Linked DNA regions of Mus musculus: regions 1 and 2 are each linked to region 3. The links are chromatin loops, found by intact Hi-C in ENCODE. Cell type or tissue: gastrocnemius. All regions are shown on one strand. Region 1 overlaps Prkce (protein kinase C, epsilon). Region 2 overlaps Prkce (protein kinase C, epsilon). Region 3 overlaps Epas1 (endothelial PAS domain protein 1).

What was found. Hi-C counts contacts between places; a loop is a spot of excess contacts. Peaks named below come from ENCODE experiments on the same cell type or tissue, not always from the same donor. Only the 100,000 strongest peaks of a DNase experiment are listed, where the experiment ranks them.
Region 1: a loop joins it to region 3, with 3 times the contacts of the local background. A loop is called at or near these places in 18 of 42 quality-filtered maps.
Region 2: it touches region 3 in a loop (5-fold over the local background); 20 of 42 quality-filtered maps call a loop at or near these places.

The regions. Positions count from the first base shown.
Region 1 is chr17:86,480,453-86,488,452 of GRCm38, forward strand. It overlaps Prkce (protein kinase C, epsilon), which reads left to right. Exons shown (of 15, transcript NM_011104.3): 6 at 1,668-1,797; 7 at 7,708-7,850. Among named protein-coding and RNA genes, the nearest start is that of Gm30284, 39 kb to the left of the region's middle. In gastrocnemius, a CTCF peak has its summit at 4,045 (motif pointing right); DNase peaks (open chromatin) are centred at 4,059 and 4,628.
Region 2 is chr17:86,489,917-86,497,916 of GRCm38, forward strand. It overlaps Prkce (protein kinase C, epsilon), which reads left to right. Exons shown (of 15, transcript NM_011104.3): 8 at 835-931; 9 at 3,305-3,504; 10 at 6,022-6,195. Among named protein-coding and RNA genes, the nearest start is that of Gm30284, 49 kb to the left of the region's middle. In gastrocnemius, CTCF peaks have their summits at 5,262 (motif pointing left) and 6,679 (motif pointing right); a DNase peak (open chromatin) is centred at 6,686; H3K27ac peaks cover 527 bases.
Region 3 is chr17:86,807,498-86,815,497 of GRCm38, forward strand. It overlaps Epas1 (endothelial PAS domain protein 1), which reads left to right. Exons shown (of 16, transcript NM_010137.3): 5 at 1,861-1,979; 6 at 2,087-2,292. Among named protein-coding and RNA genes, the nearest start is that of Epas1, 58 kb to the left of the region's middle. In gastrocnemius, a CTCF peak has its summit at 4,826 (motif pointing left); a DNase peak (open chromatin) is centred at 4,669; H3K27ac peaks cover 886 bases.

The sequences.
Region 1 (8,000 bases), 330 kb before region 3:
CTCCCATGGGCATATCTACTTGTGAGTGTGCTGTCTTGGTGTTTGCTTCTCCATATGACTCTGGCGTGTTCTTGGATATGTTTCTCACCATCTCATTATCTTCTCACTGTTCTGACACCTGGGAATCTTTGTTGGTCCCAGCTGAGATCCGTACAGCTGTCTCCAACCCCGTTGGCCTCCTGATCACCTGGGTCAACTTTCCCTACCTCTTCACCTTGGTCTGCCACTCATACCTTTATTAAATTATTCCTGGTCAGTAAGTTTCTCTTCTCATATATGTCGACCGTATATGAGAACTGCAGGAATAGAGTAGACGGTGACCTCATCAGATCTGAGGAGTCAGAAAGGAACATGTGTGACGGACACACACAACACTCGTGTGCCATAAATCTAAGGTGGGTGGACACAATTCTTCTCAATAGCCCTGGGGAAACTTGTACTCTGACAGGACCCTAATGGATGGCCCATAGATGAGAGAGGAATAAGTAGCATTATGGCTACATGGGAGGACCAACCATTTCTAGGAGCTGGATAATGGGGGACACCATAGGCATGGCTTCATATCTACACCTAGATCAGTGTCTATGTCCAGCTCTCGTTGTCTCTGAGTCCGCCAAGGGGACCTTTCCATGCCACAGTCAGCTGATGATCTAAGGCACCCTACGCACTACCCCCTCCCTGGTTCCTGGGGTCAGAAGCACATCTTTCTTCCCAGACTTTCCTGCCCTGTCTCAGAAGGGCTGGTTCACGTGGCTGCCTCACCAGGTGGGCAGGGAGTTGCTCTCGGGAGGTTCTGAGGAGACTCGAGAAGGTGAACTGTGCTGACTGGTGACTCTCAGCTCTGTAGAAATCTTCAAGTCCCCTTCACTTCTCCATTAGTTTGCTGACCTCACTCTCCTATGACATCAGGTGGAGGCGAAAAACTGTCCTTATATTCCAAATGAGCGGTCTTGAGGTCCCAAGGAACCTGGAAACCCAAGGCTGGGCCACTGCCTGGACACTTGAGTTTCTGTTCAGTGTCCTCTCTGTCTATTCTGTCCCACACCTTTCTCCTTTTCACCAATGAGCAAGTAGCAGCAGAGTTCATTAGAACCCCGAGCTCTGAAATCGTACACATGGGCACGCGGGCCTGTCTTTGCATCTCTTGCATGTTTCTGAATCCCACAGTGCTTTCATTTCCTTGTCGGCGAAGTTGAGGAACCAGTAGCCCCACCCGCTATGGTGGTGGGAGAGTTTAAGGCAGTAGTGTCTAACTCAGTGTCCTGTGGCCATCGATCTATTAGCCATCTTCCTCCTCCATACTGTGCAGAATATATGTGCTACTTTGTGGGGTCTTGGGTTTCATCTTAAGCTGCTGGAAGCTTCTCTTTTCCAGGCTAGACCTCTGTGCAACAAAGCCATGTTGACGGCACCCAGTGATGCCTTGTGACCGACTTCAGTGTGAGGTGCTCATTGCTAATCGCCTGTTGTGATCATGTAGAGGCCTGAAGTCTGGGAGCAGACCTGGGAAGCAGCCTCATCTTGCCTGTGAATTAGGAAGGGAAAGCTGGGCCAGAGGAGTGGTTCCCTTCAGGGGCCTGCAGTGATTTGTGCCTTCAGAGAACCCAGGGAGCAGTGAGCTCCCCAGAGGAGCTGAGTGCTGACGGTGTGTCTTCCTGTTCCTGCAGGTGGGCTCCCAACGGTTCAGCGTCAACATGCCCCACAAGTTCGGGATCCACAACTACAAGGTCCCCACGTTCTGTGACCACTGTGGGTCCCTGCTCTGGGGCCTCTTGCGGCAGGGCTTGCAGTGTAAAGGTGAGTCTCTTCCCGACCCCTCAGCCCAGGATCCATTCCCCGCTCCCTTCATTTTCCCTTTTGCAAAAAAAGCATTCTGTCCTCGTAGCGTTTCTTTCTAGAGTGGGTTCCAGATTTGGCTGGGGAATTGGCCGCATACCCTTGATAAGCCATTGTCTCCTGACTGTTTTCCCGTTAAGACCTCTCTTGGAAGAAAGTGGCCAGGAGTGTGGAGGACACGTGACAAGGAAGACTTGGCTATGCCTCATAACGTGGCTGCAACCCGGGAGAAACAAAATGGAAGATGTAAAGAAAAGAGGCACTGGTCCGAGAGGGAGGGCATAGTTTTTGAAGATTAACGAAGGAGTAGGTATAAGCTCGTGGTCTTCTCTCTCCAGCCTTTGCTCGGAGTTGACTCTTGGAGAATGTCACACTAGGGCATTGTCACCCGTGATCTTACTGATCCTCCAGGGGCTGTGCATAGATGACTACATCCCCATGGCAGAAACTGAGGCTCAGAAATAAGGTAGCATGCTCACGCCCCAAGGCTTAGTCACAGAAATGGAGCCCCTATCTCGGGTTCCCCACTCTGCTCCTGCTACGCCATCTCCCACGTGTCTGTTCCAGTGAGCGTGCTGGGTAGCCCCAGGAATAGCACACCAACGTGACATGTGGAAACATATTCAAAGGGCCTCGCCGTGCATATGATCCAGTGTGCCCACAGTCTTAGACAACCGTGAGCAAAGTAAGATGTTTACATGGAGAGTGGTTTTAAATTAGGTTTTGTTTTCTGTCCTGATTATATGAATACATAATAACCATCTTTTAATAAATGCCATATAAGGAAATAAGCGGGGTATGGACACACTGATCACTGAAGGGATGTTGCCAAGACATTGTAAATCATGGTTGCTGTAAAAAATAAAGGAGAATAACAACGTTAAAGCAGGCGAGTTCACGGTCTGGAGTGACTAGACCAGCCATGAAGATAAGGGCACGCTCTGTGGAAGAGCAGCTGTGGGAGGAAGGCCAGGGCTGGGGACAAAATGGCAAATTTGACCTGGGGATGGGTTGTTTAGCTTGAGGGAGCCATCATGCTGCTGGCCATTCTTGCTGGGTCGGCTTAGCATTTCCAATGATTGGTAGGAGTAGCTGTAAAGAAGATGTTACCCTCAGCCTGGGGGTCGCAGGTGTGAGGAGAGGAGAGTCAAGGATGGACCGTTAGGGCCTGAGATGGTGATGCTCGAATAAGCTGCAAAGGTCACAGGTAGGAAGGACCACATGGGTAGGAGGGAAGCAGTAAAGATTGGTGGGAATACACCCCCACCCCCAAGCACTGTGTGAGAGCAGGGACAGTGGAAACCAGCAGTGAATATGCGTTTAAGATTTTATCCAAGTCCAGTGGTGGCACACGCCTTTAGTCCCTCAGGAGGCAGAGGCAGGCCCATCTCCGTGAACTCAAAGCCAGCCTAGATCTATAAAGCGAGTTCCATGACAGCCAGGGCTACACAGAGAAACGCCCCGTCTCTCTCTCTCTCTCTCTCTCTCTCTCTCTCTCTCTCTCTCTCTCTCTCTCTTTCTCTCTCTCTCTCTCTCTCTCTCTCTCTCTCTCTCTCTCTCTCTCTCTCTCACACACACACACACACACAACAGTTGCAGAGCATAATACAGACTGTGCAGGTCCCTGTGCCCAAATCCCAGACTGGTCTAGCATGGCCCTGCTGCTGCAGCCCCACCTGCACATTTTGGGTGCTCAGCTCAACAGGAATACAAGCTAGGTGACAGAGTGATAGTGGCTCTTTAAAACGAATAAGAGCCCCACCAAGGCAAAGTGACTTGTTTACTTGGGCATATTTTCATCTTTAAGAATCCAGTGCAAATGAATTGTTATCAGGCAGTTCAGGGCTGAGTGAGGTGCAGTTTGGTATTTCCTCATAGTCCTCTGTGTGTGTGTGTGTGTGTGTGTGTGTGTGTTGCTTCATGTGAATGTCACTCAGGTTTCATTAGGTCACAAATGGCACACTCACTTCATGTTTGGGTCTGTGGCTTCCTGGTGTCACCACAGCCTCCAGGAGCCTGTGCTCTCAATGGGTACCTCAGTCACCCACTACCCCTATGCCCAGCCAGCTTTGTCCCAGGACTAGGCTTCTCAAAGTCCTTTCTCTGCCGCTTCCTCAAGTTGTCTGAGGCAAAGTCCTCTTTAAAACCACCAGTTCACTAGCCTACCAAGCCAAATCCATCCTGGGGAAAGACAGATCTGACGTTTAAACACCAGAGGGCGCCCCAGTGAAACTGAACAGGCAAGTTAGTTGCTCTTGGGCAAGGGAGAGTTGTCCAGTATTGTTGGGCAGGCAGGACAGAGAGTTGGGTGTTGCTGATTTGCTGATGGGGGAGGGGTGGAAAGCCAAACAGAGGCAAAGTGTTTGCCTGGACTATGTGTTCTGCCTGAGCATGCTCAGACCTTCCTAGTGATACCTGGTCCAGACCCAGAAGGCTATGGTAGAGTTTTCTTGTTTGCTTGTGTAACTGAGAAAACTTCTCTTCCGCACATTCCCACACTGCCTTCATCCTGAGACATCCATTCAGCTGGAGCCTCTATGCTGTGCCCAGTCCAGACCAGTGGTCACACTCATGCGGCAAGAAGGAAGTCTGGCCTCGCCTACTTTGTTTGATACAAGCAGTTTCTTATTTGCTTTATTGACCATAGATTGTAGGGACGTTTGGGTCTCCTAGCAAAGCAGAGCAGAAATGTAGAGTCCCCCATAGATCCCTGTCCCCCACACATGCATAGACCCCACCATAAGTGTTCCACACCAGAGTGATCCACTGGTTAACACTGGTGGACCTGTGCCAACATGCTACCATCGTGCGAAGTCCGCAGTTTACATTGAGGCTTATGGTGGGCATCAGAAGACAGTTCTACAGTAACATGCATCTGGCAGTGTGGCATGGAAGGCAGTCCCCTGTGTCGGAGGATTATGAAAACAGCTGCCGAAAACATTCATGGGCAGGTTTTTGGTGTAGAAGTAAATTTTCAACTGATTTTAGTATAAGGAGAACCACCAGATGTATACTTGCTGGATTCTGTGGTAAAGAGAACTTTTTCAGGGTTAGCGGCACCTGAGTTGTCTAATAGCTAAAATGGCAGTGCTGTTCTTGCTCCACCCTTGAACTAGCAGTGAACGAGGGTTTTATATCTTACATCTTGACCAGTATTGGATTGGATATTTACAGTGTTTTAGATTTTGTGTGTTTTAATATTAATAGAATATTAATAGAATGGTGTAGTAGTATCATGCTCTCTCTCTCTCTCTCTCTCTCTCTCTCTCTCTCTCTCTCTCTCTCTTTTTCTCTCTCCCTCCCCCCTTCCTTCCTGGTGAACAAAACCAAACAGCTCTTTCTCACTTGACTTTGCATTTATAATCCAATTGATTTTGATGCATTTTTTAAATCTTATCCTTATCCTGGATGTAATTTGTACATTTTTCTAGTTTCTTAGACGCTTAGTTTCTAGCTGCTTAGGTGACTTAGGGACGTTTTCTTTCTAATACATTCACATTGTGTGCTATAAAGGTCCCTCTAAGCATGCTTTGGCTGCATCTCATCGAATTTGATAAAGCTGTCCCTTCCATATCAATCGGCTTTCCCCTGGGAGTCTCCCTTTGCCTTCCTCGTTAGTTGGCAGTATGTTGCCTGAGATTCTCCAGTTACCCTTCTGTTACCGACTTCTAGTTCCACACCGCTGTGGTCTGAAATCAGACATCCTGTAAATGCTGCACAATTATTTGGAATAAGATGTAGACGTACAGCTTTCACAGTCCTACAAAGAGACCTCCGCTGAACTGGAGCTCAGGCCTGGAGCAAGACTCCAGCCCAACTCCAGCCTGACTCCAGCCCGGTGTCTGCTTCTTGGAGTTCCCCATGTTTCCTTGGTGATTTTATTTCATGGAGCTTTTGCCACCATGATAACTCCAGCCTCAGACCCACTGTAGGCACGGCCTAGCCCTGGTTCTAAAGCCCGCTGACCATCTGGAAGCGCTGGACCATTCCTGACTTTACCGGCCTAGCACCCAACATACTTATAGCCCCAGATCTGGAGCACAGTAATAGAGGCCTCTATGGCAACCGCTGCTCATGAACAGCTACCCCTCGTACTGTAGCTCCTGGATCCAATTGCAACCATGTACGCCTCATCGGATGGTCTGTTGCAGGCTAGGATGTAAAGTCACAACAGTTCTAAAACAGTTTGATTTTTATGGCATTTTATGGTCCAGCATGTGGTGTGTACAAAGGGACATTTCTGTGTGCTGCAGACAGTGTGTGTCTTTCTGTTGGATGAAAGTCAGTGGACTCAGGTCTATCCATGTTATTGATATAGCTGCAGCATTTAACCATGACCTTGGGGATTTTCTGTCTTCAAGTCTTTTCCTGTCTGGTAGAGGAGTATTGACGTCTCTGAATCTAATAGTGAGGCCATCCAGTTTTGTTTTGTTTTGTTTTGTTTTTTTCTTTTTCTTTTTTTAATCAGGTACATTTTGACATTCTCTTGCTAGGTGCATACGCACCAGGGATTTTATCTCCTTGGTGAGCCAGCTCGTTTATCACTATACACTTCCCCTCTTTTAATACAATGGCTATGCTTGTTCTAAAACTATCTGTATCCGGTTAATATACTGTGATACAAAGAAGCAGATTCTCTCTAAAACCCTCAAGGAAGTGGCAGGAGATATGGCCAAGAGCTCCCTTGGATACTGGAAACTGCAAATATTAAACTTTATATGTGCCGTGTTTCTTCCTTTCTTATACATGTGTCAGAGTTGCAATTATAAATGTAGGTACAGTAAGAGGCTGATAACAATAACGAGCAATAGACCAGGACACTTGTAACAGTTGAGCTGTCGTGTGCTAGCATCACGTCCTTTGCAGTTTGGGGTCTTATGAGTAAAACAGTCACTGTCATCATACCCATGTGACAGTTTGGATTTTAAACATTGTCCACTGGCCCTTGTGTCAGAGGCTTGGGCCACAGTTTGGTTTGGAAAGTAGTGGAATCCTTGAAGTGACAGGTCTCCTTAAACTGTCCCCTCCATCCCCACCATCCAAGATGGAACCCAGGGCCCTATGCATTAGTAGGTAGGCAAGTAGTCTACCATTGAGCTATACCCTCAGAGTCTGTTAAAGATTATTAGCCCAGTTTGAAAGTTCCAACATCCTTGCTATGTCAGAGTCTAGATCCATTGCTCCATCTCCTCAAACTCTTTTATATGTTTTATATTTTTTCTTGATAACCAGATATGATCTTCTAGGCTAAAGGACTGGCAGTGAAAGCTCTGTGATGTCTTATAGGTAGCTTGTGTCTACGGAGTATAAACCCCTCCGGCAGAATGGGGTGATTAGAGTGGTTTTGTTAGGAGCTGATAAAACCCAGGAGTAAAGCTCAAGGAAGATATTTCTTCTCTGGCCTGTTTCAGGGCCGTTGGGTTTTCTCTGGCCCTGTTGGAAGCTGGCTGAGTGTCTCCTGTGATTACCAGGGGGGCTCCCTATATCATGTGACCCACAGCAGAGCAGTGGGTAGACCACATATATGGCATGCATCCATTTGGGCCTAGAATCATTTGGGTCCATGAAAATAATTTGGTTCTTGCAGAGGCAGTTTCCTGTTGGCCTAAAGGAAGTGTAAATGTGCCTGCTGCTTGTTCTTTGTGTGTGCAGGGAAAGCGGCAGAGAGAAACACCCAGAGCCACCTTCTGGACATTCTCTGCAAGGTGGCTGCTGGATGACAGTAGTTCTCTCTAATGGGATAGGCGGTGGTTTTATCTATTTTCATTTTTCTTCATTTTCCAACCTTTTCCAAGTGAGCCCATTCCTTCTGTAATTTGGTAAAGGTCATGTTTTGGGCGTGAGCATTGGCTGTCTATGTCTCCCTTACAGTCTGCAAAATGAATGTTCACCGGCGATGTGAGACCAATGTGGCTCCCAACTGTGGGGTAGACGCCAGAGGAATTGCCAAAGTGCTGGCTGACCTTGGTGTTACTCCAGACAAAATCACCAACAGTGGCCAAAGGAGGAAAAAGGTAAGGAAGCCACCGTGGATTATCCGGAGCTCTCTCCAGGCCTGCTTCTGAGGGCATCCCTAGGTGAGGGTGGGGGATTCCTGGGTTTAGGATCGGCACCTTACTCAAAATAGCAGGTGTTTGTAGAAAGAGGCCAGATAACACGAAAGG
Region 2 (8,000 bases), 320 kb before region 3:
ACATTTGGAAACTTAAGTTTGTGGACTCATGATGAGAAAGGACCGGCTGGAAAATGTAAGAACGGGTAGAGAAAGCTCCCAGGAGTTATCACCCAGCGATCTCCACTGAGTGACAGCTCTGAGAGGAAGCTTCAGTTGTATGATCTGACAGAGAGGGGAGAGACATAGCCTTGGTCAGAAGCTAGACGGTCTTTGCAGGAGTCTCAGACCTTTTGCTAGAAAAGACCCTTGGGAAGACTAAGAGCAGAGGGAGCCGGAATTCTTGTGAACTCTAGATCCATACTGGCACTTAAGCTGGACCTGCCAGCGGTATCCCAGGGGACAAATGTGACTGAGAATCTTCCACTAAAATGTGCTAATGGGTTTAAATGACATCTAAAAATATTAATGAGCGTCTGCTATGCCAGCTACAAGAAGCAGTGAAAGTACTGGAAAGTCTGTCTAAGGAGAGAACCCCACACAATATAACCTGCAGGTGCTGTCATTGATATAAAGGTGAATAAGACCATGAATAAATACCAAACAGAGTAGAGCTGGTCGAGACCTCATTGACTTGGAGAGAGAACTTGCACTATATAGATATTGTGGGGTTGGGAGTGAGGAGTGGGGAGAGGTGTGTGTGAGGTGTCACGGGAAGACTGGAGCAGAGCTTGGCTTTAGAGGCCATCTGTCTTGGGCAAGGATAAATATTTGAGGAGGCAGTGGAGATCTTTCGTTCTCCATCTGATGGGACACTGCTGCACTTCTGAGCTTCCGTACGGCGGTGTCTTAATGCTTTTGATAACTAACGCAGGCATTCTCCCTGACGATTCTCCCGCCCTCTGCTCTCTTTAGCTCGCTGCTGGTGCTGAGTCCCCACAGCCGGCTTCTGGAAACTCCCCATCTGAAGACGACCGATCCAAGTCAGCGCCCACCTCCCCTTGTGACCAGGGTGAGACTCTGAGATTTGCCTCTTACCAGTGACCCCTGTCACTTGCTGTTCAGTGCAGCCAGCAGTCCTACCAGCAGGTCCCCACACACTACTTCCTTGTTGATATGGCAGTAGTTGCTCTTGCAGGCTTACGAGGCTTTCTTGAGGGCGCCAAGCAGGAGTGCTCGCCTCTGTTCCCTCCAGCCTAGGGTTAGCGGGAGGCCCACATGTGTGGGATGCAGCCTTTGCTCACTGCGCCATCCTTCCGGCTGGACCTAGACATGTCCGTATACTTGCCTTCCAGCCCTCCCCATTAATGGTGGCACCCCAAGATCTGAGATTTGGCTGATTTAGGGATGATGTCTCTTCTCCTATTCATTTATGGAATCTGAGATGCTAGAACTAAACAGGGACTTCTGTCTGAACCCTCCCCTTCTGGTGACAAATGGGTCCCAACCATCCCCGGAGAGAGCTGCATGCTCCCACAAGGCGGAATGACTTCACCGTAGGGTGGCGCCCTTCCCTGTGGCCCTTTCTGAGGTGTTATTGCTAATATTTTACCCACATCAGCTCTATACCAGGTAATAGGCTAAGGAATGGGAGCTCAGCATTGAGAAATGCTTGTCCTGAGGCCCAGAACCAAGTTGGTGTCCAGGACTGGCCTGTGCCTCTCCTGAACAATGAGCTCCTCATTGGAGGTCATCGCTATGACACAGCGCTTCTTACTCAGGAGTGAGCAGGACCGTTTCAGTGGCCCTTCTCCAGTCTTGAGACTATAGATTAGTCACTCTCAGCTCCTCTTCCAGCCTCTTTCACTTGCTGTGTCTTTACTTCATTCCCAAAGAGATTCCATCCCTCCCTAAGTAATCAGCTTAGAGATCCTATCCTGGGCCAGTCAGACATTTTCAGCTTTCCCCCTTTTTCATACAGAATGTCCTGAAACCTCAAAGAGATGGGGTCCAATGATAACAGACCTAGATAGAGTGACATACCCCTGATTTTTAGGCCTGGCTCTTGCCTGGTGTGCTGTCTGCTGTGCCTCTTGGGCCTTTATTCAGACAGATGTGCCATCCAGGCAGGTCCCATGCTTCCCAGCCTCACAGGAGAACTAAAGGATATGTAACATATCACAAAACTGAGATGAGCGAGAAACTCTTTCTCCTCTTCTGTAAGAATTCAGAAAGCCATTTTCTTTGAGCTTTGGGGTCTTCAGACACCTGAGTTCTACCTTCCAAGATGCTCTTAACAACTGAGGCCTTCCCGGCGGGACAAAAGTCATATCTTGGAGTGAGTGAGCTACAGAACTTCTGAGTCTGTCATGCAGGGCTGTCTGCGGGCTTGGCTGTTGTCCTTCCACCCCGTTATGAGTTCACTCCAGATCCCCTGCGTGGGCCCTTAGGACTCGAGTCCTTCTGGAAAGGAAGCAGAGACCTTCCTCTCCAGAGGTGCTGCTCACTGATCTGTCTTCATTCCGAGGCATAGATACTCTGTCACCGTCTGTAACCCCTGTTACTCATGAGAGTCTTTTACAGTAGGATCATGTCAGGACACCCATACTACACAGATGAGTGCTCCTGTTGGCGAATGAATGTCTAACCATAAAAGACCTTCTTCATACAGAAAGGGTCAGAGGGCCACCCAGCACTGTCATCCAGGTAATTTAGGTCACATACTCCAGAAGGCCACAAGACTGTCTCGTAGTTGAGAAATTGTACTGCGGAATTCCTGACCCAGCAGAGATAAGTTTGTGGCATGCCATTGTGGGAAACTAATCTTTGTTAATGATAAGCCTGTGGCTCATTCTATTGGGTAGCTTCGTGTGGGGCAAGTGCTCAGCATAAAGCCAACCTCAAGGCTAAGTAAAGGCGTTTAGAAAAAACAAAGGCTTCCTAGATGTTGTTTTCAAGTTCTTTTGGTTCTAGTTCACAGCCCCCGCGAGTGAGTGAGTGAGTGAGTGAGTGAGTGAGTGAGTGAGTGAGTGATTCTGTCACCAGGAACGCCTGTGAGGGTGACTTCTGAGTGTTCTCATCTTCAAAGGAAAGTTGAAGGGAAGGGTGCCTTGTTGCCCCTGAGTCTGCAGAGATCCAGGGAAGGCATGTAGTCTCACCACACCGAAATTATGGACAAGGTTGCTAGGCCTTCAGAGGCCTTTGGTGGCAATGAGTCCCAACAGATCGGGAACTGTGTCTTCCTCGTCTTTGCAGATTGACGCCTTGTTGTACCTTAGGTACTGAAAGAAACATGTTAGACAGATGGAGGAACCTACAGGATGCCCCTGGGTCTGCCGCCGCCACGAAGAAATGAAGGATGATCATGGGTCCTGAAGGTTGAGTCTTAATGTAAATGGCTCATGAGGTGTGTCCTAATCCAGTTCCTTTTTACCTTTGGCCCTAGAACTAAAAGAACTTGAAAACAACATTCGGAAGGCCTTGTCATTTGACAACCGAGGAGAGGAGCACCGAGCGTCGTCGGCCACCGATGGCCAGCTGGCAAGCCCCGGAGAGAACGGGGAAGTCCGGCCAGGCCAGGCCAAGCGCTTGGGGCTGGATGAGTTCAACTTCATCAAGGTGTTGGGCAAAGGCAGCTTTGGCAAGGTCTGTGGGCATCACCGTAGGATTCAGTAGTTCTCACTTATCAAATGGGGAAAAGAGGCAAAGAGGGAGGGAGGGAGGGAGGGAGGGAGGGAGGGAGGGAGGGACCACACTGAGCAGTTTCATGTGTTAGCATGTCCCTTCTTCCCAACTGTCAACTCCATGTGCACATTTCTTCCTTTGTGCAGAGAGCCATGTGAAATCCCGCTTTCTCAGTAGGAAAACCTTAAGCATGAGCTCTGAGCGTCTGTCCTTGGTGGACTCCAGGTTCAGAGCAAACCTTGCTGTGTAGGACTCTGGAAGCTGAATGTCCTTAACTGATTTTCCTGGTGCTTGCTAACCATTCTGCTCTTCTTCTCCACGTGAGAGGAGAGCTGGATAATTGTGTAGTGGATCCGGGCCTTTGCCCTTGAGGGCATTTCCCCCAGATCTCTGCTGCACTCTATGCCTTGTGGGGCTGTGCCCACCAGTGATGGTCCTGGCAAAATGCAAAGAGCCCAGAAAAATGAGGGGCATTTCAGATATCTGTCTATCTGTCTCCTTGTCTGTCTTAATACCGTGCCTGGTGTAGCAGTTAGGTTCTCTCATTTGTGCTGGGCTCTGGGAAGCAGCCAGGAGTGAAAGGCCTAATTCACCATTCCAAGGCCATTCTGAGGGAAGGCTCCGTGAAGCCCTCAGGCACAGGGCCTGCCTCTGCAGGCACTCACCTGCCCTATCTGTCCCGAGATCACCTGGCAGGGAGGTTACTGAAATTTCCTCAGATGGCAACTGCTGAATCGATCACATTCTTTAAAAACTAGCTTAATAAGAAACAGACCCCAGGCCTCTGGTTTACGTGTGGCTCTGGCTTAGGCTATGAGCAGGGCTAGGTCTGAATCTGAGCAGGATTCTAGGGAACTGAGCATGCTCAGAACTCCCAGGTCTGCACGTAAGGTAGACAGGATAGGGGTCCTGAAGACTCTGAGCGCTTAGCTGGCTTCTTAGGCAAAATCACACCATCGCAAGCAGCTTGGAGCCCGTTTTACATAGGCTGTATTTTGTAGGTGACAGAATCCGCACCCTCTCAAGTTCCTTGGGTTATGTTCGGTTTACTTTGACGGCAACATTGGAATAGCATTCTTCAAAGTTCCCAGGAAGGAGAATGACCTGCAACTATTTGGAGATAAATGAAAACGCCAACTGATAGGCAAATGCCAAGAAAACAGACTCCCCATAAGCCCTCAGGGGAAGGAATTGTGTCTTTACCTGCAGCACTGTGGATAAAACTGTAAAGGCAAACACAGGGCACGATTAAGTACACACAGATAAAGAGGTTATGTTCAGTAAGAAAAGATAGCAGCAGCTTGTCATGAAGCAGGCAAGGGAGGGCCAGTGCGGAGAGCAAGAGGTTTGTCTTTATGTCTCTTATGTGTACCGACTTAGAAGTAACAACCCCAAATAACTAGACAGAGGAGAAAACTCTCCCACAAAGAGAATCGACTGGAAAATAAATCTCCCAGGAAGGTAGACTGCAAGTTGAAAGCAGAGTCAGGGTAATGTCTCCCGTTTGTCAAGGAAGAGGAAGCAAGCCAACAGAAGGGGAAGGTGAAAGCGGCCCCATGCTCAGAGACGCTATTCTCTGAAGTAGCCCTCTTAAAAACCAGGAAATGTGGGCTGCAGAGATGGCTCAGCAGTTAGGGGCACTGTCTGCTCTTCTAGAGGTCCTGAGCAACCACGTGGTGGCTCACAACCATCTGTAATGGGATCCGATGCCCTCTCCTGGTGTGTCTGAAGACATGTACTTATATAAGTAAATAAACAAGTCTTTTTTTAAAAATCGGGAAGTGTGTAAAATGTTCAACCCTTTAGTTCTAAAACTATCTATTTCAAGGATATAATGCCAAACAAAATTTTAAATTGTGTCCAAAAGCACTCAGCGCAACTTATATAGAACTTAATTGGGTATAACTTGTTTCTAATATGAAGGAGATAGCAGAATCAATTATAGTGTATTTACTTTGAACTGAGTACCAGCAATCATGATAGAGATGAAGACTTTATAGGAAAATACATATAACATATTGCTTCTTCTGAAAGTCTGTATGTGTGTGTGGTATGGTGGGGCACACCTAATATTTTAGCATTTGGATGAAACAGAAGTGTCATGAGTTCAAGACCAACATGGGCTACATAGTGGGAACTGTCAAAAGAAATGAAGAAAGAGGGAAAAGGCGAGAAGAGAAAGATACAAGGGAGAGATAGGAAGCACGCTACATTTGTTCTCTGATAATTACAGTATCACTAGTGGAGATGAAGATATGAATAATTAGCCCCTGTGCATTAAACTTCTCTTACCTGAGCACTGTGCCAGAGATTTAAAAAAAAAAAACCCCTTAGGTAGTTTCCCTAAACGTTTAAAATGTTAGCTTCCTAAACATCTTCATTAAAAATGAAAGAAAGAAACAATTGACACTTAGATATTTGACATCATTTGGTTCTGTGGGTGTGAAGACTGACCAGATGTGTTAAAACTGGTTGCAGGTCATGTTGGCGGAACTCAAAGGCAAAGATGAAGTCTACGCTGTGAAGGTCTTGAAGAAGGACGTTATCCTACAAGACGATGATGTGGACTGCACAATGACAGAGAAGAGGATTTTGGCTCTGGCTCGGAAACACCCTTATCTAACCCAACTCTATTGCTGCTTCCAGACCAAGGTATGCTTAAGAAGGGGCTGGCCAGCTGACCTCTTGGGTAGTATCGTGGCATCTAACACACAGAATCTAAGCTATCAGAAACCACTTTTGACCGTCTGCGTACCTCTCTCCAAGACTTAGTGTGGTGGAGTGGATTTTACCCTTGCAGAGATAGGCGTTCGATTGAACACCATATGTGTGTCTGTGCAGGGATGAAAGATCGATAGTGCACTTTCAGATTGTGGCAACTCAAAGCCAAATGGTCAACCCCAGTGTTGACTCATTGGAAAAACCAACAGATGCGGTGTAAACCCGGTTCCAGCTCTTTTCAATCAACAGTAAGATTGCTTCTAGGCTGCTTCAGCTCAAAAGAAGAAAAAAAAAAAAAGCAAAAGCTACCTTCATCCTTCTACCTTGTGTGATGTCATAGGAGATGTTGAATCTAAACAAATGCTTGGAATTCCACAGTGAAATCCAACCATATAAAAGTTACCTGGCTGCCAGCAGGTGGCAGTAAAGGATGAGTGTGTGTATGGACATTGTAGCACACACCCACACCCATCTGATTTGGTATTATTCTTACAGAAACAGCACATGTTCTTCATAAAAATTCTTATTTTATTTTCCTTTTTGGAAATGCGTATGGGAGAAAGTCTTCTAGGATGCATTGTGAATCTGTAGTATTTGTGTGCTTTAGAAGGCAATCCAGACTGGGTCCTAGACAGTGAAGGGTGACATGTATGTAGGTGCTCGTGTGTGTGTGTGTGTGTGTGTGTGTGTGTGTGTGTGTGTGTGTGTATGTGTGTGTATGTGTGTGCGCATGTGCACACGCATACATGTGTTCTATATGCTAGGTCCTGGTGAACAAGACCCCGTTCCTGCCATCAGAAACTTGACAGCCTCTTTGCTCCAGCCCCCACCCTTACCCCTGAGGCAGTTTCTGAGAACCCTGCTTGTCTGAGGAGCTTTAGGAATGGGAGACTCTGTGGCCTGAGCTCCCATCCAGTAGTCTCAGGTCACATTAGCTCACTGGAGTCCCGGAAGAGTCCTGCAGCGTACCAAGAAAGATTACCTTAGTTTAATCCACAGTTGCCCAATTATTTTGGTCCCGACTCTCCCCCATCAACCCACGCATGACATCAGTAAGCAACACTGATCTAGGAAAGTTTTCCTCTCCTTCTGATGGCATCAGAAATGAGAACCACCTGAAAGGGCCTGGCCACTCTGCGGCTTATTTTTCAGGAACACCAGGGTTGCTTTCTCTATGAAACTGTCCTCAGAGACCCTGCTTCATAAAAATCTGTTTCTTTTCTGAGAAGCCTCAGATTGGTGGCTAAGTCATTTCTCTTTCAAACTTGTGTTGTGTAACACCAAACAGATTAGTGTGAGTTCATGTTTGTGTACAAATGCAGAGTCCAGTGTGGCAGAACAAGTGCAGAGATGGGTTTGGCGTTGTTCTCCCACTACAGCTTGGCTACTGTGGTTTTGGTTTTGAGATGGGGCCCCATTCTGAAGTTCAGTTCATTACTAGCCTGGAACTCGGGACAGTCCTGCCTCCACCTATTAAGTCCTGGCATTATAGGCACGAGCCACCATATCTAACTCATTTAGAACTTAATTCAAGATCAAAGAGAAAAGTATCAGGTGTGATATGTCTTTATTGTCTGTGGTTCTTTTCACATGGGCTTACATTCAGTAGTTTTAAGTTTTGTCTTAAAAGCAATAACAACAAAACCACTTAGTCTACTTTTTTCTTTGTATCATTGAAAAAATTGTTTCAGAGAACCAACAGTTGTGTGTGTGTGTGCGCGCGCGTGTGTGGTGGG
Region 3 (8,000 bases):
CTAAGAATCTCACTCCTGTGCTGTTCAAAGTCTTTCTTTTCAAATCGATGGCAAAAGATGAGGCCAAATCTAGGATCTTTTTGCTTTTAGGTTTCTCTGACTCATAGCTGAGTGTCCTCCACTTATCTGAGGAAAACTCAGGTCTTTAGATTCATGAATGGGGATTTGAGATCAAGCAGACTCAGCCAATCAGCAAGTCCTTGCTGAAGGTTTCAGGCTGCATAGACTCATGGTCTAAAAGCAAGGGGTCCGTGTGGATTCCTGGAAGAAGAAAAGGTTGGGAGACGGGCTGTGGAATGCTTTGATGGTGAGTGGAAAGCCTCAAACTGGGTCCTGCAAACAGTCAAAGGCTGTTGAAGATGTTTAAGCTGAGGTGATACTATCAGATGTCAGAATGGGGAGACTCCAGTGATTAGCAAGTTAGGAGCCCACAATTACAACCCAGACTATTAATCACAAATGAATATTGAGCTCCCTCATTCCTAAATCCTGGGGGGGGCTCTCTCAGTACAGTTATAACTCATCATATACAAACTCCACCTAATAACTAAAATTATAAGAAGCCTAATTATGGGAGAGACAGTTTATAAGAACAACATTCAAGCTGTCACTTAATGGGTTCTGCAGAAGATGTTTAAATCCAGTTCAAGGATGCCAGTTCTTTTGATACACAGCTGTTTTAGACTGTGTCGGTCAAATCAATGTTCCTTAGAGGTGTGGGTGCAGAGGTTGGCAGCTTCTCTTAGAGCAGTGTGACTACTTGTTGGAAAGTTCTGAATTGCTCTGTGATGCTGGGCCTGTGGAGGCCAAGGATGAAGATGGCGGTGTAGCCACAGTTTAGACACCGTTGGACTCATGTTTTCTGTTCTGCATAACAAGAAGCAGAAAACCTGGACAGGCTTTGGAGATTTGTACTAAAGGAAAGAAGCCGTATGTTCCTTGTCTCGGTGATTTATTTAATCCTAAATGAAAGGTCATCTAATTGATCTTTATCAAGAACATCGTTAAGATAGACTTGTCTACCCAGTTCCAGTTAAAAACAAGGGGTGTGTGTGTGTGTGTGTGTGTGTGTGTGTGTGTGAGTGTGTATGTGTGAGTGTGTGAGTGTGTGTGTGTGTTCATTCCCCTCCCCTCCCCTCCTTGACATGTGTCACCTTAGGAGGAAACTGATGAATGGTACATTATCCAAAGCATAGTCATTCGAGGATTCAGGTAGGATATTGGTTGCTCACATTCCTGAGAGACAGGCTAGCGAGAGCAGAGAGGAGTGTCCAAGGATAATTCTAACTAGACAGACTTATGTCCTTGGAGCAACCATGGTCACTCTCAGGTTTCCTGCTAGAGACCCAAGGCCTGACTGGGGAGAGACATCTAAAACTGTGGTGTAGCCTCACAGCTCTCAGGTGACAAACAGGTACAGTGTGTAGCAAACATGGCACAGCTCCTGCCTTCCAGGCCTTCCTGCTCCTGGGAATGCAGTCACACAGGAGCTTCTACTCAGCCATCCTCCAAGAAATCTAACTTCTGCAGGGGAGCAGCTTTCTCCCAGGAGTCCCTCCACTGTGAGTCTCCACCAACCTGGTGTTAGCTCATAGTCCCTGGGTGGGACTGGCCATCACTAGAAGTTTTGTAAAAAACCTTCCTTGACATATTTCTGTCCTCTAGTTCTGACCACAATTGAGCCAGGACTCAAGGCACAGCAACAAAGGGACACCATTAGTATTTAAGCCATGAGGGCCTCTCTGCCCATGGCAGGCTACACGCACTCTACTACAAACCACAGGAGACACAAATACAAGTTGCCCAGAAACATTGTAATTTGGATTAATTTAACTGGCTCCCACGCCCTTCCCCACTCAGGCTCTGGTTTTGGGAAGAAGAGCAAAGACGTGTCCACCGAGCGTGACTTCTTCATGAGGATGAAGTGCACGGTCACCAACAGAGGCCGGACTGTCAACCTCAAGTCGGCCACCTGGAAGGTAGGATTCGTGGAGTCTCAAGAAAGAGCCAGGAGCAGGAGGTGCCTGAGGCCTCTCCCTCTTCTCGGCCGTCTCGGCCTTGTCTTACTTCTGTGCTTTGACCCCAGGTCCTGCACTGCACCGGGCAAGTGAGAGTCTACAACAACTGCCCCCCTCACAGTAGCCTCTGTGGCTCCAAGGAGCCCCTGCTGTCCTGCCTTATCATCATGTGTGAGCCAATCCAGCACCCATCCCACATGGACATCCCCCTGGACAGCAAGACTTTCCTGAGCCGCCACAGCATGGACATGAAGTTCACCTACTGTGACGACAGGTGGGGTGTTGGGACAGGGTGGGTCTTACCAGTGTGCATCTGTGAGAGTGTGACAGCGCAGGGACGGGACTAGGACATGGTGTGGGACTGCTGGCTGCAAGTTTGTAGAAGGTAGCCTCCTTCCATGTGAAGACTTTAAAATGAAGAGAGCTAGGTTAGACTCTAACCCTCAGTTCCAAAGCAACTGGACGTTCTCTTGGGAGTGGGGGGCACAGAAACAATAAAGACTGTGGACTTGGACTAGAGAACCTAGCAGAGTCATCTGTGGTCAGTGTAGGCTGCTGTTCTTACCTTCATTAAAGGGGAGACCACAGAGGGTGCACAGGAAGGCATGCTGTGTGGTTGTCAGTACATGCAAGGTTTGTATAGACTACACCACAGTTCCTATCCACTTGTGCTGCTGCTGTTGGGATGGAGATGTGGAGGACAACGGTGAGAACGAGTTGTGATGTGCAGTGGCTTGCACCAGGGTGAGGGAAGCCAGGTGAGAGGCTGCACTGGGCGTGCATGCCTAGCCTGAGTGAAAGGCATCACTCACTGTGCCTGACTACTTCACCCATCGTAAGCTCAGCTCTGCCGTGTCTCTCTGAGCAGAAGATAGATCGGAGGTACGCCCTCTGCAGTTTTCAGAGAGACCCCGAAAGTCCCGGTGCCAGATCCATGACACCGGCTTTGAGGTGCAGTGGCACTTGGGATGCTTGTGCAGAAACCCAGGAGTGGTCAGGGATGTGGGTGACAGGAGGGAGTTGCTCTGAAGCAGGAAAACCAAACCCTCACCTGCCATCTCCTGAAAGCAGAAAAGAGACTGTAAAAAGGAGCTGGCAGGTGAGGGAACTATCTCCCAGAAAGGTTCATTTGCTGTTAATTTCCATTCATTATTGTGGTTTGAGTGGGTTTCAGGTAAAAGGGCTAGCCTTGGGTTAAGGGCAGAAGGGGACAGTCACAAGAAATGGGCAGCCTAAAGGGACAAAGATGCCATGTGCACGCACACAGAGGTACCATGGTGACGTCCTTAGGTTGGCTCAGTACGGCGGGTGGGGTGGGGTTCATACTCACAGGAAGGATCCTGGGATTTAGAGATGTGGCTCGTCGTGCACAGGGAGATGCCGCTTAGGGTGGCTTAGGACACACAGTATTTTCAGCATACTCTTGCCTTCCAAGGAAGCTGATTGCATGGCCGGCCCAACGTGAATTCTGTTCTGCTAGGGAGCCGACTGCAGAGGGATGCAAACACAGAGTGCCCCACGGAGCGTTTAACCGATTAGCAGATTAGTTAACCAGGGTACAGATAGGACAGTTAGTGAAGGGGCTATTTTAAGTGTTTAATCCCTTGGTGTTATTTCTCGATTGCTTTGGGTTGGGGGAGAGGCTTGTTCTGTTTGCATGTGTTGAGATGTGGAGCAGTGTGTGTGTGTGTGTGTGTGTGTGTGTGTGTGTGTAAGAGGGGAAGGGAGAGAGAGAGAGAGAGAGAGAGAGAGAGAGAGAGAGAATACATACACTAACATGACCTTCTGAGAGATGTGCTCTAAATCCAGAGCCTACATGTGAGAGCCAGTGTAGAGCAGGGCTCCCCCATTTTACTCAGTGAATTATTTGGTTTGGTGACATCTGACACAAAGGGGATTGTGTCCCCTAACAGAAGCAGGGAAAGAATCTGAAGAGAGGAATTTTGAGTCCACAATCAGATTTGAGCGAGTTTGATACTTTCCTCTGATTATGCTTGTATGTGTGTGATATGTTTCTATATATGAATATATGTATATATGTATATGTATTTGATTATTAATTATGAGTCAGTGAATACTTTAAACCCTCCAATAGTGTCTGTCATTTTCATATATGTATAGGGCACAGTTATGGCTTAGACAGTATTGCTTATCTGAAAATCTTGGAACTAAACTCGTTTCTCATTTTCGAGTTTGGGGGAAATTTTGCGTAAACTGTCCTCAAGTGAATCTAGAAATTCAACATCCAAACTGCTCTAGAATCTGAAGTTTTTAAGTGTAATGTAGGCACACTTTGGGCATCAGATTTTCAGATGAAGAGTGCCCGCCTGTGGACTGCTGTGGCTCTGGCAACAGGAGTCTTCACTTGCTTGGCCAGGCAAAAGAAAAATCTCGTCTTCCTCTAGCCCCCACCCTCTCAAGGCTGGCCCATGATTTGCAGCAATCCTCCTGCCCCAGCATCCTGAGTGCTGAGGATGTCTTTATTGTCCGAGTAATTAATGTCCTCCTCTGCTGTGCACTCAAACATAAAAGTTGCAGTCTGTCTGTTTCCTAACATTCTTAGGGACTAATCCATGAGCTGTCACTGGGGAACAGCTGCCATAAACTGTTGTGTCACGGGGGAAAGAAACAAGTCCTGGTGCCTGAGGGTTTGGGCTTGAGATCCGAGCAGCTTAGTGAAACCACAGGGAATTTGTAGGACAGAACAGAACGTGCCATTCATCCTGGAGGAAGACCCAAGCCATTCTGAAATCCTTTAAAAGGGTTGGGTTTTTAAATTCACGTGAGATGCCATCTAGTGGCCAAATAGAATAACTGTGAAGGAAGCCAACTCATCAAGATGAGGTTTTCTTAGAAAAATCACATGTAATCTCAGTGTGATTTTGTGAGTCTTCTGTAACTTTGAAAGATGTATGAAAATTATAGTAAGCATTTAAAACTCATAAGTAAAACCATTTAAAGAATAAACCACACAAAAAGAATTTGAGAGCACCATGTTCCATCAAAACAATACAGGACATAGCCAAGAGTTAGGTTTGTAAGTTAGGAAGACTTGTGTATAATGCTCCTGCAGAGACCCCACCCCATACACATAATTACAGCTACCTGTAGCTCTACTTACAGGGACTTGGGCCTCTGGCCTCTGAGGGCACACGTACACGGGCACAAACACGTGCGCCTATATGCATACATGCACACACGTGTTATCACGCACACGTACTTAAATCTTTGGGGAAAAAGATGTATGGTGGATTCATTCAAAGAACTTAGGAACAGTAAGACAGCTTGAGTGAGAGAAGGCTTGAGGGCCATGGAAAGAATGTCCGTGAAGTCCTGGGCTGCTGAGATGGCTCAGCAAATAGAGGAACTTGCCGCCAAGCCTGGGAAACCGAGTTTGACCCCCAGAACCAGTATGGACAGAGCTGATTTGCTGACTTCACAAGTAGTCCTCTGACCACACACACACACACACACACACACACACTATGGCATGTACACTCACACAAATAAATGCATTTTTAAAGAGGAAATTATAAAGAACCATAAAGTGTGAGGCCAGGCGTGTGTGAAGACAGCTAGAAGGTGTGTCAAGTCCAAGAGTAAAGCAGACTGGTTTAAGCAAATTCGTTGTAAAATAATATGTTCCCTTTTGCACATTGGAGATGATTAATAAACTTTGCTGCTTTTTGTAATGGGTGGTATCGCCTTAATTTCAGGGTGATCTTTTGCAAGCACCGTGAATGTATTTTGGTCTCATATATAATTGATTCCAAGTGCTTTAGCAGGCCTGTACATTGCCTTTCTCCAGACATCTCAGTTAGGGGTTATCCAATGCTTCTTTAGATCCTGAAGTTAGACTCTAACGTGCTCTGCGTGTCCTTATGTCCGCTCAGCTGACAGTATTCTGGAATCAGCCCTAGCCATGTTTGAATGTGTAATAACAACTACTCACATGTTGTCCTGAAACACCTGGTCTGTTGGAAATGCTCTGCAGACTCCCTGTAGTTTATATCAGAGTTTATTGCATGATGGGGTTCCTACCACGGATTAGTCACTTCTCACATTCCTTCTCACTGTTGGGGGTTTTGTCGACGGAGCTGGTGGCATGCAGGATAGCACTGGTCCAGGCTACCTTCTGGTGTATAACTTCACCCTACCAACAACACATCTCACAGAGACCATAGATCCCATAGAGAACTGTTAACCATAGAGCTGGGGTATAGACTTCATATAACTGGGCAGTATTCGGGGTGTGTGTGCAAGACTTAAGGGCTGTTGCTTGAAGCAAGTCTGGCCCAGATAAAAATATATTAAAATGATTAGGTCTTGAAATCTGAGTAGTGAATAATCTAGATATCATTAAAGAAATGCACTGCCAGTGCTTATAAATATACAGAAAATAAAAACCAAGTGTCTGGGGGTCGTTAAAGCACACAAGGAAAGAGCCAGTGAGAATACACATTGATTAATGATAGCGTTCTTGGGAAGGCAAGTACGTGGCTAAAAAGTGCTCAGTACTTTCATCTTCACGCAGAGTTCAGATACTCCCTAGACACTGTGTTTACATGATTAACTCAGCAAACCCTGGGCCTCTGAAGGGAGGGAGCAGCGATAGAATTGGCACTAGGGGGCTGCAGCCTGGGAGGGATGGCATGTGGCTGATTCTGCTGTCTCTAGAGGGGACAGCATGCAGAAGACCATTTCCTTCCTGACCATTCCATATAACACACCTACACGTGTCTTTAACATGCCACACTTCATTCTGTGTGTGTTTGTATATACATGCGTATATGGGCTCCCTTGGTCTGCCTGCATGCTTCTGAAGGTCAGATATCAGCACTGGGTGTCTTCCTCTTCCATTCTCTACTTTGTTTTTTTGAGACAGGCTCTTGCAATGAGCTCAGAACTTACTGTTTTGGCTAAAGTAACTGATCAGCAAGCTCTTGGGATCTGCCTGCTATGCCACTGCCATCCACTGGCCCCACCCACTGGCTCCACCCACTGGCCCCACCCACTGGCCCCCAGCATTTGCCCCACCCACTGGCCCAGCACTGGGCTTGCAGACATCTTCTGCCATGCAGCAGGCTGAGGCTGGGGATCTGAACTCAGATCTTTATGCTTGGATAGTGAGCACTTTGAGCCATTTCCTCACTCGTGCTTGTAGACTATCTCCAGAACAAAGAGCAGTTGTGGACAGTGAATAAATCACCTCAGATTTTACCTTCACGCCTCACTCTGAAGGCCAAAGCCAGAGTCTGGTCTGACTTCAGAACAAAGATACCCTTCTTCCATTCATTGTCTGTTTCCTCTCTTTCTTCCTCTCCTGCCTCCTCATAGGCTTGCTCCGTCCTCTTTGGAGTCTCACTTCTTTATCTGCTTGTTATTAAAGCATGCACTCGGTCCCCAGCTTTGAAATCCGACAGATCTTTTTACGTTTCCCCCTCCTCTCGTGCAGTCTCGAGTTGACTTTTAAGTTTACGGGTGACCCCAAATGATTCTTCTTCCAGCGAGTCAAGGATCTCTAATTATGAAGAGCAAAGTGGTCCCTCTCCCCTGATGGAGAGCACGGATGGCACTCTTATCTGCCGCAGCCAGGGAAATGAGCAGGGAAGGCCCCGGGGGCCATAACAGCGAGTCTATAAACAAGTTCGGTTCCTTAACCTCCCTATGGCGTCGGTGTGCCTGCGGATGGGGGCAAACGGTCATTAGCTGTAACTTGGGGCTTCCTGGCTTTGTGAAGTCTTGAGAACCCGCATGGTCTGCGATTGTGTTCGGGCCGTGCGCATTTCCCAGTTTTTTACTGTAGTCTGTTTAAAGGAATGAAGAGGGAAACATTAAATATTTATTTTGGCTGACAAGATAACTGAAAGCTGCTAGCGGGAAGATAACTGGCAAGTCTGAAATCTGGGTTTGTTTGTCTTCTAGAACATGCCCATTGTGTGTCTTTGAAAGGATGATACGGTCATTAGGCAAAAACATCTT